Linked DNA regions of Homo sapiens: regions 1 and 2 are each linked to region 3. A link is a loop called in an ENCODE intact Hi-C map of the cell type or tissue named here. Cell type or tissue: dorsolateral prefrontal cortex. All regions are shown on one strand.

Region 1 (5,000 bases), 660 kb after region 3:
AATTGTTCAGAAGGATTATGGGGGTATCTCATATATGTGATTTTATAAATTTTTTAGCCCTATATGTAAATTACATAGATTATAAAATGTATGTAATGCATTATGAAACTATTGCAGGATAATAAAAAATGACCCATGACTATTGAGCATATTGACTTACATATTTGTTCAACTTTATTGTACATGTTACTGCTGGTGGTGATTAGGAACTTCCTGCAATATTCTGTGTGAAGAGACATTTGGAGTTGGGGGAAACTGAAATGATCTTTTCTAATTAAACTAAGTTATTGTGCCACCCCTACTGCAAAAAATAGGAAGGGGAGGGAAGGATAGAATTAGAAACACATACATGAAAAGGAAAGTGATGCATCAAAATATTCTCCGTTAACCTCTCATAAAATATCTAAACTCAGGAATTAAATAAGTTCACATAAATTTTCAAATAAATTCCTTGCTATTGAAAATTCAAGAACCAAACAGATTCAGATTCTGCAATATCCATTGCTATCTGAACTTTTTCTTCAAACTATGTGAACTCAAGAACTAAATAGATTTGAATAAGAAGTGATACACATTTTATTGTTTTTGTTGGTGAGACCACATGATCTGGTGGAAAAAAAATACTGATCTGGAAGATGGGAAAACCAGTGTTCTACGCCCTGCCACTATGCCACTATGCCACTATCACTGATTTGATCTTTCTGGATTTTTGTTTCTTTTTTTTTTTTTTTTTCATTATGAGACTGGATTAGATTTTATCTAAAATCTGGTAGTTCCAAAATTCTAGTGGTCCTGAAAAGTGGATAAAAGTTTAGGAGCTATTTTTAACATTTCAAAAAGCCTTAAGAAGTCATATAATTATCTGCACTAAGACTGTAGGTCAAACAAATTTCTTTTATATTTGGATCAAATTGATATTACTCTTTATAAAAATTGCCACACCAAGCTACTTGTGTCTTATTGAAAATGTCTTTGAATTAAAAGTAGGGAATTACATTATACAAGATTGGAAATCATTAGCTATATGTTTTCTAATGTGTATTTCCAAAGGTATAGGTGAATAGTTTACTCTTGTAAGTTTAGTACTCTTATTTATTTCTGGAGAATTCAGAGTTCTTTAAGTGGTCATGGTTTTTTATTACCCAGTAATGTGTAATATACTTTCAGAGGATTTAATTCCAAAATTGCTTTTCAATTACTGTGTACCTACACTTAATTTCATTCCATATTTTTGTTATTTTTCAACTGTAGTTAAATTATGCTCTAAAAATTTATTGATTGTGTCAGTCTGTTTGCATTGCCATAAAGGAATAACTAAGACTGGGTGATTTATAAAGAGGTTTATTTTGACTCACGGTTCTGCAGGCTTCACAAGAAGTGTGGTGCCAGCATCTGCTTCTGGTGAGGGCCTCCGGGAGCTTATAGTAATGGCAGAAGGTGGAGGAGGAGCCAGTGTATCACATGGTGAGAGAGGAAGAACAAGAGAGAAAGGAAGAGGGAGGGAGGGAAAGGGAAGCTGCAAGGCTGTTTAAAACAACCAAATCTCACATGAACCCAGAGAGTGAGAATTCACTTATTACTGAGGATAGCACCAAGCCATCTTTGAGGGATCTGGCCCCATGACCCAAACATCTCCCACTAGACCCATCTCCAACATTGAAGGTCACATTTCAACATGAGATTTGGAGGGGACAGAACATCTAAACCATGTTACTGATTAATTCATTTGGAACTCATGAGTAGTATTTTTTTTCATGGAAATATATGTTAAGTAGTAGTTATTTTCTAAGCTACAAAAGACTATAATGGCAAGTAATGGTTAATATATTTGATTTGTATTATTTCAGCACTGCTATCATTGATAGTTTTCTGAAAATTGGATTCTAAATCTGGAAGAACAAGAACACATTTTAGTCTTCTCTCCAGATGTTACTTTGATTCCTTCTTTCTTCTTCTGTACCTACCAAAGCGGCCCTATATAATACTGAGACTTCATTAATGGGCAAAGTATGTAATAACCAGGCATCTGTATAATATCACTTTTTTTTAGTCAGAACTGTTTCATTTGTTCTCTATGAAACTACATATTGAGTATGTCAGTTTGAATGCCAGTGAGTGGGCAGTTAGTTACATAGTGGGTAACTGATTGGTTTTCACCCTCCGTTTTTTAGAAAGACTTAATACTTTATTCTGTTCTAGCCTGAGGATAAAATATATTTTAAAATACCTTGATACCATGTTTCGTGAATGCTTTTAGTCTATGAAGAAAAACAGTTTTACTAATGAGATACTTGCTCACTAGTAGTAAAGAAGTGCCAGATGAAGGTGCTCTGTAGTTGTCAAAATGTGAATTGGAATTTAAAAATTTACCCATAATGTAGAATTACTGTTGCTCCATAATTCTGCAGATCTGCATTCCTGCATTTCCATGATTATTTACTTACTGAATGATAAAACTTGCAGCTAAATTTGTCTTCAACACACCTTTCTCAGAGCATCAATTACATTATTCATTAAGGAATAAATAGCATCTCTAAAGCATGTATCAACATCAGAACTAAGCTTTATGAATTATACAGTGCATCTAGTGATTCCTTATTCTAAAAGATCTCTGGTGCCATCTACTGAATGCTTTTTAAAGGAAAAAACATGAAATCAAATAATAGATTTTCACTTAATTCAATTTTTTGTTTTGTTTTAATTTTCAATTACTAGAACAGATCTAGGTTTATAAAAGAACTAAACAGGAAGTACAGAATTCCCATATAATCACTTTTCCCCCATACCCTCAGTTTCACCAAGAACACCTTTCATTGGTGTATTTCATTTGTTACATTTGATGAACAAATGCTGATACATTATTATTAACTGAAGTTCATAGTTTACATCAGAATCAGTTTGTGTATGTTGTACAGTTTTGTGGATTTGCCAAATACACAGTCATGTATCCTTCATTACAGTATCATGCATAATATATCACTTCCCTAAAAATCCCTGTAATCTGTGAAAAATCCCTGAAGTCTGAGTACTTGATACTAGGAAATAAAAAGGAAGAGTCTTAAAATCATAGGACCAGAGGTAGCAGTCTTGGCAAGGTACCATTTCTAATGAAGAGAAGGGTGAGCTAAAAGGACTGTTACTTAGAATCTTGTTAATAAGTAGAAGGAAGAAATTAAGGGTCCTGTAGAAACAAAAGAGAATCACAAAACTGAAAACATATCAACTCTTCATTCCATTCTACCATTCAAATGCACCACTAATTAAATAAACTATACCATACCAGCATAAGGGTTCTTTTCATCCAGATTATCTCTGTATACAACAGTTTTTACATATGACAGTAATTGCTGGTTTGGGAATATAAAGTAATTCAAAATGAATAGAGTATAGGACATATGAAATTCTCTCTAAAAACAAAACAAGCAGAAAAACAGAAGAATAGTACATCATAACACCTCAAAGTGAATTATATATTGTTAAAAGAAGCATTGGCAGATATGATAAAACACCTTACACAAAATCCAGGCATTCAAAAAGAAATAGATAAAAAGGAAAATGGGAATGGAGAATTGACTAAACTTAGGAATACAATTTTAGAAAAAAATCTGCTTAGAAATAAAGACTTAATTTCAAAGGAGAATAGATTTGACTGAAAATATAGAGTCTTTGGAGAAAGCTATGAAAATGGCTAAGAGAATGAAAATGAAATAAAATGGTAAAAAGGTAGAGAAAAAAGTTGTTGCTAGAACAGTGCTTGAACAACAACAAAAAGTCCAACACAGGTGTAATTGGAGACCCAAAGAAGAAAACAAAATAGTGGAACATGTTGAAACTATAATTTGAGAAAACTTTCCAGAAATATATTTGAAACTACATAGCTTTCCAGAAATATATTTGAAACTACATAGCTCACTACATACCTGGGATTATTGACACAGAATAACAAATTTTGAGACATCCTGGTAAAAGTATGATAATTTTAAAAAAGGAAAAACCCAATGGACCTCAAGACAAAAATACTAAGTCACAAAGATAAAAATCAGGTAAATCAAAATTCTCAACAAGAACATTTAAAGAAAGACAGCCCCAGAGCAACATTTTCAAAGAAGTTAAAGAATAAGTGAAACTTTTGTGTTCAGTCAAGTTCTATTTCATGTATGAAGATGGTCAAAACATAATTAAATGTGTAAGAACTCAAGAAATACTGTATTTAAAGCACTGCTAGAATAATCTACTGGAGCTGTAGTCAGCAAACATTTTCTGTGAAGGACCCAGAGAATAAATATTGGAGATTTTGCAGGCAATATGGTCTCTGTTGCAATTCACCATATTTGCCATTATAACAAAAATATCCATAGACAGTACATTAATGAATTAGTATGGGTGTGTTTCAATAAAACTTTATCTACAAAAAGTGATGATGGGCCACGTATGTCCCCCTGCTTGCTCAGCCTCGTACTCTATGGCACATTTCTTGCAATGAATAAATGGCAAAAGGAGTGATTGTGAGCATTGGCCATATTTTATTTAAGGCTAAAGCAGAGTGAAGGTTGGGAAGAGTGGGAAATGAAGTAGGAAAAATTCACTGAGTGTCACTTATGTATTATTTAGGAATCAAAGATATCATTTGAAGCCTGAATACCAAACAGCCTAACTAAGGGAAAGGGGGACTAATGGCATCATAAGAAGTAGTAGGTAAAACTGGTAATTAACAAACAGACAAACTCTCTTAAATACTGAAAAATTTTACAAAGCAAAGAAAATGGACCACAGGAAGAGAGAAAAATAAAACTTAAATCTGTAAGCTGACACTAATATATGAGTCATTGTAGGACATGTGAAAACATTGAACTCCCCTGTTAAACAGATGTCCAGAATGGTTCATGAAGCAAGACTCAGGTTTGAGGTGTATATATTGACAAGACATGCCTAAAATAAAATGATTTTAAAAGACTAAAAGGAGTGAGAAAAAGTATGGACGGCAAATTGAAAACAATAAA
Region 2 (5,000 bases), 780 kb after region 3:
CAGCACTTTGGGAGGCCAAGGCAGGCAGATCACGAGGTCAAGAGATTGAGACCATCCTGGCCAACATGGTGAAACCCCATCTCTACTAAAAATACAAAAATTAGCTGGGCATGGAGGCGCGTGCCTGTAGTCCCAGCTACTCAGGAGGCTGAGGCAAGAGAATCGCTTGAACCCGGGAGGCGGAGGATGCAGTGAGCCGAGATTGCACTATTGCACTCCAGCCTGGCGACAGAGCAAGACTCCGTCTCAAAAAAAAAAAAATAAACCATAAAGTTGAAGTTAAAAACCTACATACCAATATCTATCAAAATATACATATATTATCCTTTGGTGTAGCAACTTATTTCTTGGAATTAACCCCCAAAAATCCCAAAGGTACCCAAAAATGTAAAGGAAATTTAACATACTTTTGCTTTTATCAGTGAAAAATGGAAACATCCTAAATGTCCATCAACAGAGGAATAAATTAAATGTTACCACCATACTACGGAATGATATGCTGTTAAGACTGTAACAGTATCTATTACATTATATATGCACCAATATATAATGATCTCAGTTATCAGTTGAAAAAAAAAGTATATACACAGTGTTATATTTTTAAAGAAACCTGTACTCAAAAAATGTATATAAATGCAGAGAAAGAGGTTTGAATATACACCCTATATTGTTTAGTTGCTAATTCTAAGGGTTGCTAGAATATACACTTAGTTGCTAATCAATGGGATTGAGGAAGTAGGAAATAAAAGAGGGAATTCCACATTTTTATTCCTTATACCTCTGTATTTGAATTTTGACAAGAATGCATTCATGTTTTTCTTGTATAATTTTAAAGTGAAATAAAGTAATCCAAATAATTTCTTAAGAGGTATAATTATGGTAATCCAAATTGTTTTTTAAAAAGGCATATTTTGAAAAAACTTTAAAACATGAAGCTAGATAGTAAGTTTTTAATAAATAAAACTGGCCACAAAGATCCACGCTGTGAATTGGAAAACAATGTTCCGTGCATCAAATCCAGCCTATTACCTGTTATATAGCTTGCAAGCTAAGACTATTTTAAATTTTTAACTGATCATTTTTTAAAATTTCTTATTTTGTTAACACATGAATATTAAAGTTCAACTATTTAGTGGCCATAAAAGTCAATAAAAGTTTTATTGAAAAACAGTTACTTACATTGTCTTTGGCTGCTTTTACAATACCATGGCAGAGTTGAGTCATTGTGACAGACGGTATGGCCCACAGGACCCTAAGATATTTATTATCTGACACTTAACAGAAAATGTGCCAACCAATTTCAGAAATAATATATCATCATCATCAACTTTATGCAGAAATGGTCATAATCATATCTTAACAGTTTTGAAGAAATGATCCTAAACATAGTGACTTGCTCTTTCAGTATACAGACCAGCACAAGATATTCAAAAAGACTCGATGTATATAACTATCCCTACATGTACAAAAAAAGGATTTTTAACATATTCACAATCAAACATGACTTTGAGGAAGGGGACTGGGAGATTGACACATGCAGCAACACAATCACTCTCCAAACTAAAAGAAAAAAAATTTACCTCAATAAATAGTCTGCATATACTACAGGCTCTGGCAAAATCTGCTCTAAAAATTCTTCACCTTCATCTCCTTTTGATTTCAAATATTCACAAAGGGCACACCAATACAAAGCAATTTCAGGAGTTAATGTTTCCACTGGAATCAATTTCCTTCATTTAAAAGAAAGAGTGTGAGAGAAAGCATGATCTTTTTATCATTAAGAATTGAAGAGTACAAAAATGAGAATAATAAGATTTGCTTTAAAACCACTACACTATCCTTTTAATTAGAGTCATTAATGTATCCACACAAAAAGGAATGAAGAAACTTAGAACAAAAAAGAACCAAATAAGCAAACATATACTAGGGGTGCATGTTGCTGGATTTTCTCATGGTAGGCTAATTCAAAAATCAAAGTAAGAAACTGAAGGGGGGAAAAGCATAGCTAAAGTAGATAGTCTATGATAAAGTTATGAGTTCTTACACCAGGAGGGGAAAAAGGAAGGATAAAAGGATATTCATCAGACTAAAAGAAAACAAAAGAGAGTTAAGATTAAAGGTATTAATATAATCTTAAGCTATGGGGAGGAAAAAAAACAAATTAATTGCACAAGTTAATCAGTACTACATTTCAAAGAATGAATCCTTTATGTACCTGCCATCATTGTTTTTACAGAGTCCCACCAGTTCACTGAGAGGAGTTATTGAAAACAAGGCATTGAGAACAGAGACTGCCACTTCAGAAGAATTTTCTACATCCAACCGATGGAGCAACTCTAAGATATTTCCTTCAGAGAACCGTAACCAGCCTTGAAGAAGATGCTTCTGCATAGCTTGTTTCACAGCATCTATTGAGTCATTTGAAACATAGGTGAACAAAGGCTCCCTCTAGCTTCCATCTCTTGTATTTTGTCTGTTTTAATTAACAAAGTCAGTATTTACAATAGAAATAGTAGAGGTTAAGAGGCACAACTAAGCATGTATATATATATTTTTTGAGACAGAGTCTCGCTCTGTCACCAGGCTGGAGTGCAGTGGCACGATCTTGGTTCACTGCAACCTCCACCTACCAGATTCAAGCGATTCTCCTGCCTCAGCCTCCCGAGTAGCTGGGACTACAGGCATGCGCCACCACGCCCAGCTAATTTTTGTTTCACCATGTTGGCCAGGATGGTCTCAATCTCTTGACCTCGTGATCCGCCTGCCTCGGCCTCCAAAAGTGCTGAGATTACAGGTGTGAGCCATAGCGCCCAGCCAACTAAGCATATTAAAGGTAAAAAAAAAGAAGTACCATGATACTGCAAAAGTCACTGTAATGGTCACTTACAAATAAAAATGGAAAAGGTTCAGCACCAAATACCACAGCCTACAAAAATATCTTTACATTCCTTCTCCCCTGGGTTCAATGGGCTTCAGGTGTTAGCCCAGAATATGTAATAGCTATTATCTCACTTGTTATCTGATTTTATCTATTACACGATTGCTATTTGCAGTAGTGAACTATACAAGCACACGTCACTGAACAAACCTTAGTCTTAGCTTTTAAGGTCATCCTACTAATTAGTCCTCTGACAATGTTTTCAAACGCAAGTCGGTTTTCTCACTACAGCGCAATAGAGCCATCTTGGCCTTCTCATGAGAGTTAAAAACTTCAAAAAATATCATTCCTATAAGCAGATTCTCTCAGGCTCCCCAACCCCTGGGCCACGGACTAGTACCAGTCTGTGGCCTGTTAGGAACCGGGCCGCACAGGAGGAGGTAAGCCGTGGTCTAACGAGCATTACCACCTGAGCTCTTCCTACTGTCAGATCAGCAGATGCATTAGATTCTCTCAGGCGCAGGAACTCTATTGTGAACTGCGCACATGAGGTATCCAGGTTGCACGCTCCTTATGAGAATCTAAGTAATGCCTGATGATCTGAGGTGGAACAGTTTCATCTGGAAACCATCCAGCCCGCCCTCTGTGGAAAAACTGTCTTCCATGAAATCGATCCTTGGTGTCAAAAATGTTGGGGAACTCTACTCTAACAGAAAAAAAAAAAAATAAGAAAATTATACTGGTCTGACCATTCCTATTTGTTGTTTCTGATACACAGAACACATTCATACCAAAGTATACACATAAGGAACAGCATTTTTTTTTTAAGTCAGAGAGAGAGGGCAAATAGATCTTTTCCTACTTCTGACATGAATTAGCTCTACAGACTTAAGTATTGTTTCTCCATCTGTAAAATACAGAAAGGGTGAAAGAAATAAGCTCTGCTCCTTCAAAATACCAAGATCTTGGCCAGACGCGGTGGCTCACACCTGTAATCCCAACACTTTGGGAGGCTGAAGTAGGTGCATCACTTGAGGTCAGGAGTTCGAGACCAGTCTGGCCAACATGGTGAAACCCCGTCTCTATAAAAATATAAAAATTAACCAGACATGGTGATGTTCACCTGTAATCCCAGCTGCTCAGGAGGCTGAGGCAGGAGAATCGCTTGAAACTAGAAGGCAGAGGTTGCAGTGAGCCAAGATTGCACCACAGCACTCCAGTCTGGGTGATAGAGTGAGACTCTGTCTCAAAAATATATATATATCAAAATCTTTAGCCCTGTGTTTTCTATATAATACATCAAGATAAATTTCACCAGGTTCATGGGACTGGCAGGCTTACTTGACCTGATTTGACACTCGTTTCTTAAACCTTGTTAAGTCTGACCTCAAAATCTACTAAAGTTTTGTATATATAAAGTTGTTTATCTTACCTGATCTGTCATTAAGACCTTGTTGAAGGAGCATTACTCTCTGAGCAATGGACATAGCTCTCATATGAACCTTTTCAGCTAAAACCTTAAAAATAATTTATAAAGATGGTCATTAACCTCAACACAATTTATAGATTTCATAAGAATATCACCATCTTAGAAAATTACCCAGAATCTCCAAAAGAAATTAATACCTGGTAACATACTTAATACAGTAAGATTCTACCTAAATTACCTGTGTTCTCCATAAAACCTCAACTGAAGAAATTATTACATGCCAAGTATTTTTCAAAGGCACTTTAAGAAAATGGCTCCTTGTCCTTTAAGAATATGCCAACACAAGACATTGAACTTATTTACCTGATAAGCCAGCTTTCTGACAGCCTCTTTCACATCCTTGGTGCGCCCTACAATTTTTGGCAAAGTCTTTGCTGATGGTGCAATACATGATAACACTGCCCGTCTAACTTCTGGATTTGAATCATTTTCAATCAAAGTAGCATATGCTAAAAATAAAGCAATACATTTTAGTACTGATGAAATTATTTATTTAACTACAGTCATAAAATAACACACATTTTGATATTTTAAAATGCCTTTAATGTGATAAAGATAGGCTGGGCATGATGGCTACTGCCTATAACCAGCACTTTGGGAGGCCAAGGTAGGTGGAGAGCTTGAAGCCAAGAG
Region 3 (5,000 bases):
AATTAAGAAGCAGGTAAAATGCAGTGTAGTTAATTCTCAGGTAGAAGTGGGAGTGGAATATTACGGGACTAGAGTGAAGGACCATCATCCAGTCCGGGCTGGGTAGAAAACACCTTACAGACAGGCTCAGCATAGAGACTAGAAATCCTGGGCAGAGACTGCAGGAAACAGCCCAGGGCAAGTGGGTATATTTCATCCGCCACAAAACAGCCACCTAATCTGACTGATCCCTAAAAATATATACTTTTTGAACAACATAAGTAATACACAAATGCGTTTTTAGTATACAAATTCAATCAAAAACTCAGAATATGCAAGAACAGTTTTAAAGTTCATGTTTTCTTCACTGGAGCCCTTTCAATCTTTTCACTTATAATAATTTTTAACTATATGGCTATGTAGACGTTCATAAGTTTTCTAAGTATATACATACATACACACATATTGTCTATATATATATGTGTGTGTATATATATATGTATATATATATATATATATACACACACACACACACACACACACACCACATTGTCTGTATAAATAATAAAAAAGTTGGCCAGGTGCGGTGGGTCACACCTGTAACCCCAGCACTTTAGGAGGCTGAGGCAGGCGGATCATGATGTCAGAAGATCCAGACCATCCTGGGCAACATGGTGAAACCCCGTATCTACTAAAAATACAAAAATTAGCTGGGTGTGGTGGCGCGCACCTGTAGTCCCAGCTATTTGGTAGGCTGAGACAGGAGAATCGCTTGAACCCGGGAAGCAGAGGTTGCAGCAAGCCGAGATCACGCCACTGCATTCCAGCCTGGTGACAGAGTGAGACTCCATCTCAACAACAACAACAAAAAGCTTTCTAAATATATACATACATTATATATAAATAATAGAAAGGAAGTTAGATATATAGTGATATATGTATACATAGGCATACATTATATATGTGTATATGTACACATATATATGACTATACATATTCTGTAACTTCCTTTTTTATTGAAAATATCTTGGAATGCTTACATGGCCTATGCAGATATCATTCTTTTAAATACCTAAAGAGTATCATTTTTTGCATAGAAGTGATATGTATTCACGCATTTATAGTAAGAAAAACACCATTAACACTGAAAAATGTAAATCAAGGTTTCCCCAATCCTCCCCAAACTATTCATTCCTATCTTCATTCTTCATAGCTAATCTCTCTTAAGTCTTTGTATATTCTCCCAGAAATATTGTGTGTGTGTGTGTGTGTGTGTGTGTGTGTGTGTATGTGTGTGTGTGTGTGAGAGAGAGTATTCTCCATTTTTCCATAAGCTTAAAGCCAAGCTGTTCTCTGGTACCCAGGAGGACACAGGTTTTCCCTTTCCTGTGCTGCTTCTCCACCTGGCAAGATCTGTGTGTGAGGTGTATGGAGGTGGATCAGCTGTTCATCAAGCCATACTCAAGAATGTTCTGTTCAATGTAATGAGACCTCTGTAAATGCCAGTGTGAGAGGAATTATATTTCTGATGTGGAACATTCTTTTAATGGAGAAATGGGCTATGGGAAAAAGCAGAACATGCTCTTATTTCAAACATTGGGGAGAGAGATGGAAAATTTTTCTTGTAAATTATTCGCTATGTTAAACTAAGTCATTCAGAAAATGCATTTTAATAGGGCACATAAAATCAACAGGATCAGCAGGTAGAGCATCTATTTAAATTGCCACCTGCCACAAAGAAGCTAACACTGTATTCTCCAGCTGAAGATATTCAATTGTGTATGCTTTAGGGGTATGGGTGATTCTAGCTCCTGGTTGCATTATAATTTATAATAAATGAGGCATGAATTTATAGGGATTATTTATTTACTTTGAAGCAAATCTGTGATCCATGAATGACCCTATTACCAGTTAATAGGAGGAAAGAATTACTTGTTATTGGAATGAAATAAGAATAAGATCTAAACATGTAACATGCTTGACACGCATAGAGTCTTCAAAATATCTCCCCAAAAGGTTCATGTCAATAACATTCACCATAGGATACACAAAATATGAGCTCATTATCCATATATGAGAGAGGGAATAATGGATGTCTTCATATCTGACTTGTCCAATTTTACCTAAAATACTAGTGAGCAAGTGGGAACCAGGACACAGATCTTCTAATTCAGCCAAGCATAATTTTCGCCATAAAGATTCTTAAGTCTGTATTCAAATAATAATCATGCAAACTAATATTGGTGTAGCATTTTACATTTTAAAAAAGCAATTTTTCAGCAAACAATCAACATAATATCTTAGTTAAAAATGGTTGGGAGGCCGAGGTGGGCGGATCACAAGGTCAAGAGATCGAGACCATCCTGGCCAACATGGTGAAACCCCGTCTCTACTAAAAATACAAAAATTAGCTGGGCGTGGTGGCGTGTGCCTGTAGTCCCAGCTGTTCGGGAGGCTGAGGCAGGAGAATGGCTTGAACCCAGGAGGTGGAGGTTGCAGGGAGCCGAGATCGCACCACTGCACTCCTGCTTGGCGACAGAGCGAGACTCCATCTCAAAAGAAAAAAAAAAAGGTAATATTCACAGCATTTCTTCAGAACAATAAACTATGGACCAAGGAAATGAAAAAACTTGTTTCAGATCATACCCCTAAAAAGTGGCAGCATTCAAATAGCAGCACTTTGGTTAGCAAATCCCACTTTTCTCCCCGAAATTTTATGACACCATTACATCTAGAGTTGCGATGCATATATTACTGTATCTCCCTTACCTTATGAAATAGGGAAGCATGGAGATTCTCATCCTTATTTCCTAGAACAGAAACTTCAAAGTACCAATGATTTAAAGTTACAGTCACGCTAATGGGAGGATTAGCAGTTAGCACCCAATCAAGTACACTCAGCCCCTTTATGTGAGACAACCGTTTACCTAAACAATCACGATAGTTTGTGACTATCGTGAAACAATCCCAGTCGAAGAAGCGCAATGCTTCTGTCCCATTAATGTTAAGGAAAATCCTCTTCGACTGAAGGATTTGGGCGAGGTTTTCTCAGTTTGACCACATGGTGGCAGTATTACCATGCATTGAAAGACTTCCAGCCCCAGCAGTTCAGAATAAGAGTGCGCTGCCAATTGGCTCAGAAAAACATCCTTTTGTGTCCTCTTTGACTTCGAGATGTGCAAAAAAAGATAGCAAGCTGTGTGGTCTCTGAATAGAGAGCTCTGTTTCTTCTTTCCAGCTTACTAGAAGGATATGGGTGCCGAGTGAGAGGCAATACTACAGCAGCCTAATGAGCCAATTATTTTGTTTGGCACAAATATCACTAGGGACTTAGAGAAAGGTGCTTTCATACAAGAAGGAAAGCAAAACACAACTAACAACTACAATTTCAGGCAAATCATGGACTTAAAACGTGTCCCTGAGTTTAAGTTTTATTATCTTGTCTCTTTATGTGACTTTCCAACAAGGAGCAAAGAAATATTTGGTTTGGCATTTTTCATTTTTATTGGTGACTTCTTCAAATTGACACAAGTTGTATTTGTCTAGCAATAAATCCACAGTGCAGCCTGCTTGCCAATCTATGCATTCAAAATATTTCATCTTGATTATATATATCAGGTGCACCAAAGGGACTATCTCATTTAATCTTAAAGTAATTGTGTATAATAGGTGTCATTATTTTCATTTTACACAGGAAGAAAGTAAAGTAAAAAAAAAAATAAACTAACTTCAGCTCCCAAAGACAGTAAATACACAGAATCTGAACAATCTAATGCATAAACCCACAATTTTCCTCCCCATCACACTCATTTTACATTCAAAATAATTTCTCTCCCATTAAAAATTATTTTTTTATTATTCAAATGTATTTTTAAATTTTTAAGTAGAGAAGTTTCAAGAAAGAAACAAAAAATCATGCAGGCTTTTTTTTTTTTTTTTTTTTTTGACTGAGTCTCATTCTATCGCCCAGGCTGCAGTGCGGCGGCATGATCTCGGCTCACTGCAACCTCTGCCTTCCAGGCTCAAGGAGCTCAAGCAAATTCTCATGCCTCAGACTCTCAGACAGCTGGGATTTCAAGTGTGTGCCACCATACCCCGCTAATTTTTTGTATTTTTAGTAGAGACAGGGCTTCACAATGTTGCCCAGGCTAGTCTCAAACTCCTGAGCTGTGGCAATCCACCCACCTTGGCTTCCGAAAGTGCTGGGATTACAGGCATGAACCACTGCACCTAGCCCGTTTTTTCTTCTCTCTCTCTCTCTTTTTAACATAGATTCCATAGCAAGGATGTATTGTAATTAATTTGACAGATCCTAACGGTTTATTTCCTCTCTGTATGATCTTAACTAAGAAAATGTATGGTTAGTTTTCTTTTAATTTAAAAATGACATCATAGCACCACACCAACAGACTAAATATGGTTAAAGAGTGGTTGGACCAGAAAGAAACTAATACAATAAAAAGAAATACTGTTTTTATGGTTTTGAAAACTATCACATAACCGCACTGCCGATCACCTTAAGGCTGCAGCAAGGAGCACTTAGGGGGCCAGGGACAGAGCCCAGCTGAGATTAGAAGGGAAATCATCTTTCCCCTGGGTGTTCAAATCCTCCTTCACAGGAGGTGCTCTCTGGCAGGCATTTACCTAAGATAAATGATCCACATGCTCTAGGCTCATGGTCATAGGTTCATCTACACACTTGTTTCCACTAGCAACTTGTCCCTGATTTTCCATTCGTGATCCTTTCATTATTCCACCCAAACCATTTGCCACTGCCCAGAAGTGTGTGCACGGGTGTGTGTATGTGTGCATATGCCTGCATCTTAGCAGGCAACATCTCCCACCACACCAAGCTCATGACCAGGTGTTTAAAACTCTGCCCAGCCAAAGTATTCTATTTCATCATTGTCCTTTAATGGTGCTATAATAGAACAATAGTGCATTTTCAGCTAGCACCAACATCATGCCAGTCCATTGTGAACCAGGCCTGGGTCCTTTCCTCAGTTGTCAACTAATCACAG

What was found. Hi-C counts contacts between places; a loop is a spot of excess contacts. Peaks named below come from ENCODE experiments on the same cell type or tissue, not always from the same donor. Only the 100,000 strongest peaks of a DNase experiment are listed, where the experiment ranks them.
Region 1: a loop joins it to region 3, with 6 times the contacts of the local background. A loop is called at or near these places in 19 of 110 quality-filtered maps.
Region 2: it touches region 3 in a loop (15-fold over the local background); 84 of 110 quality-filtered maps call a loop at or near these places.

What each region holds. Positions count from the first base shown.
Region 1 is chr4:17,932,094-17,937,093 of GRCh38, reverse strand. The region is part of intron 4 of LCORL (ligand dependent nuclear receptor corepressor like); the gene reads left to right. Among named protein-coding and RNA genes, the nearest start is that of LCORL, 87 kb to the left of the region's middle. In dorsolateral prefrontal cortex, a CTCF peak has its summit at 2,596 (motif pointing left); no DNase peak of the experiment used is centred here.
Region 2 is chr4:17,814,669-17,819,668 of GRCh38, reverse strand. It overlaps NCAPG (non-SMC condensin I complex subunit G), which reads right to left. Exons shown (of 21, transcript NM_022346.5): 4 at 4,671-4,816; 5 at 4,311-4,395; 6 at 2,216-2,408; 7 at 1,581-1,730. Among named protein-coding and RNA genes, the nearest start is that of NCAPG, 6.2 kb to the right of the region's middle. In dorsolateral prefrontal cortex, CTCF peaks have their summits at 2,222 and 2,427; no DNase peak of the experiment used is centred here.
Region 3 is chr4:18,591,779-18,596,778 of GRCh38, reverse strand. All of the region lies in intron 1 of LOC105374510 (a long non-coding RNA gene), which reads right to left. Among named protein-coding and RNA genes, the nearest start is that of LCORL, 570 kb to the right of the region's middle. In dorsolateral prefrontal cortex, a CTCF peak has its summit at 3,063 (motif pointing right); a DNase peak (open chromatin) is centred at 3,068; H3K4me3 peaks cover 758 bases; H3K27ac peaks cover 301 bases.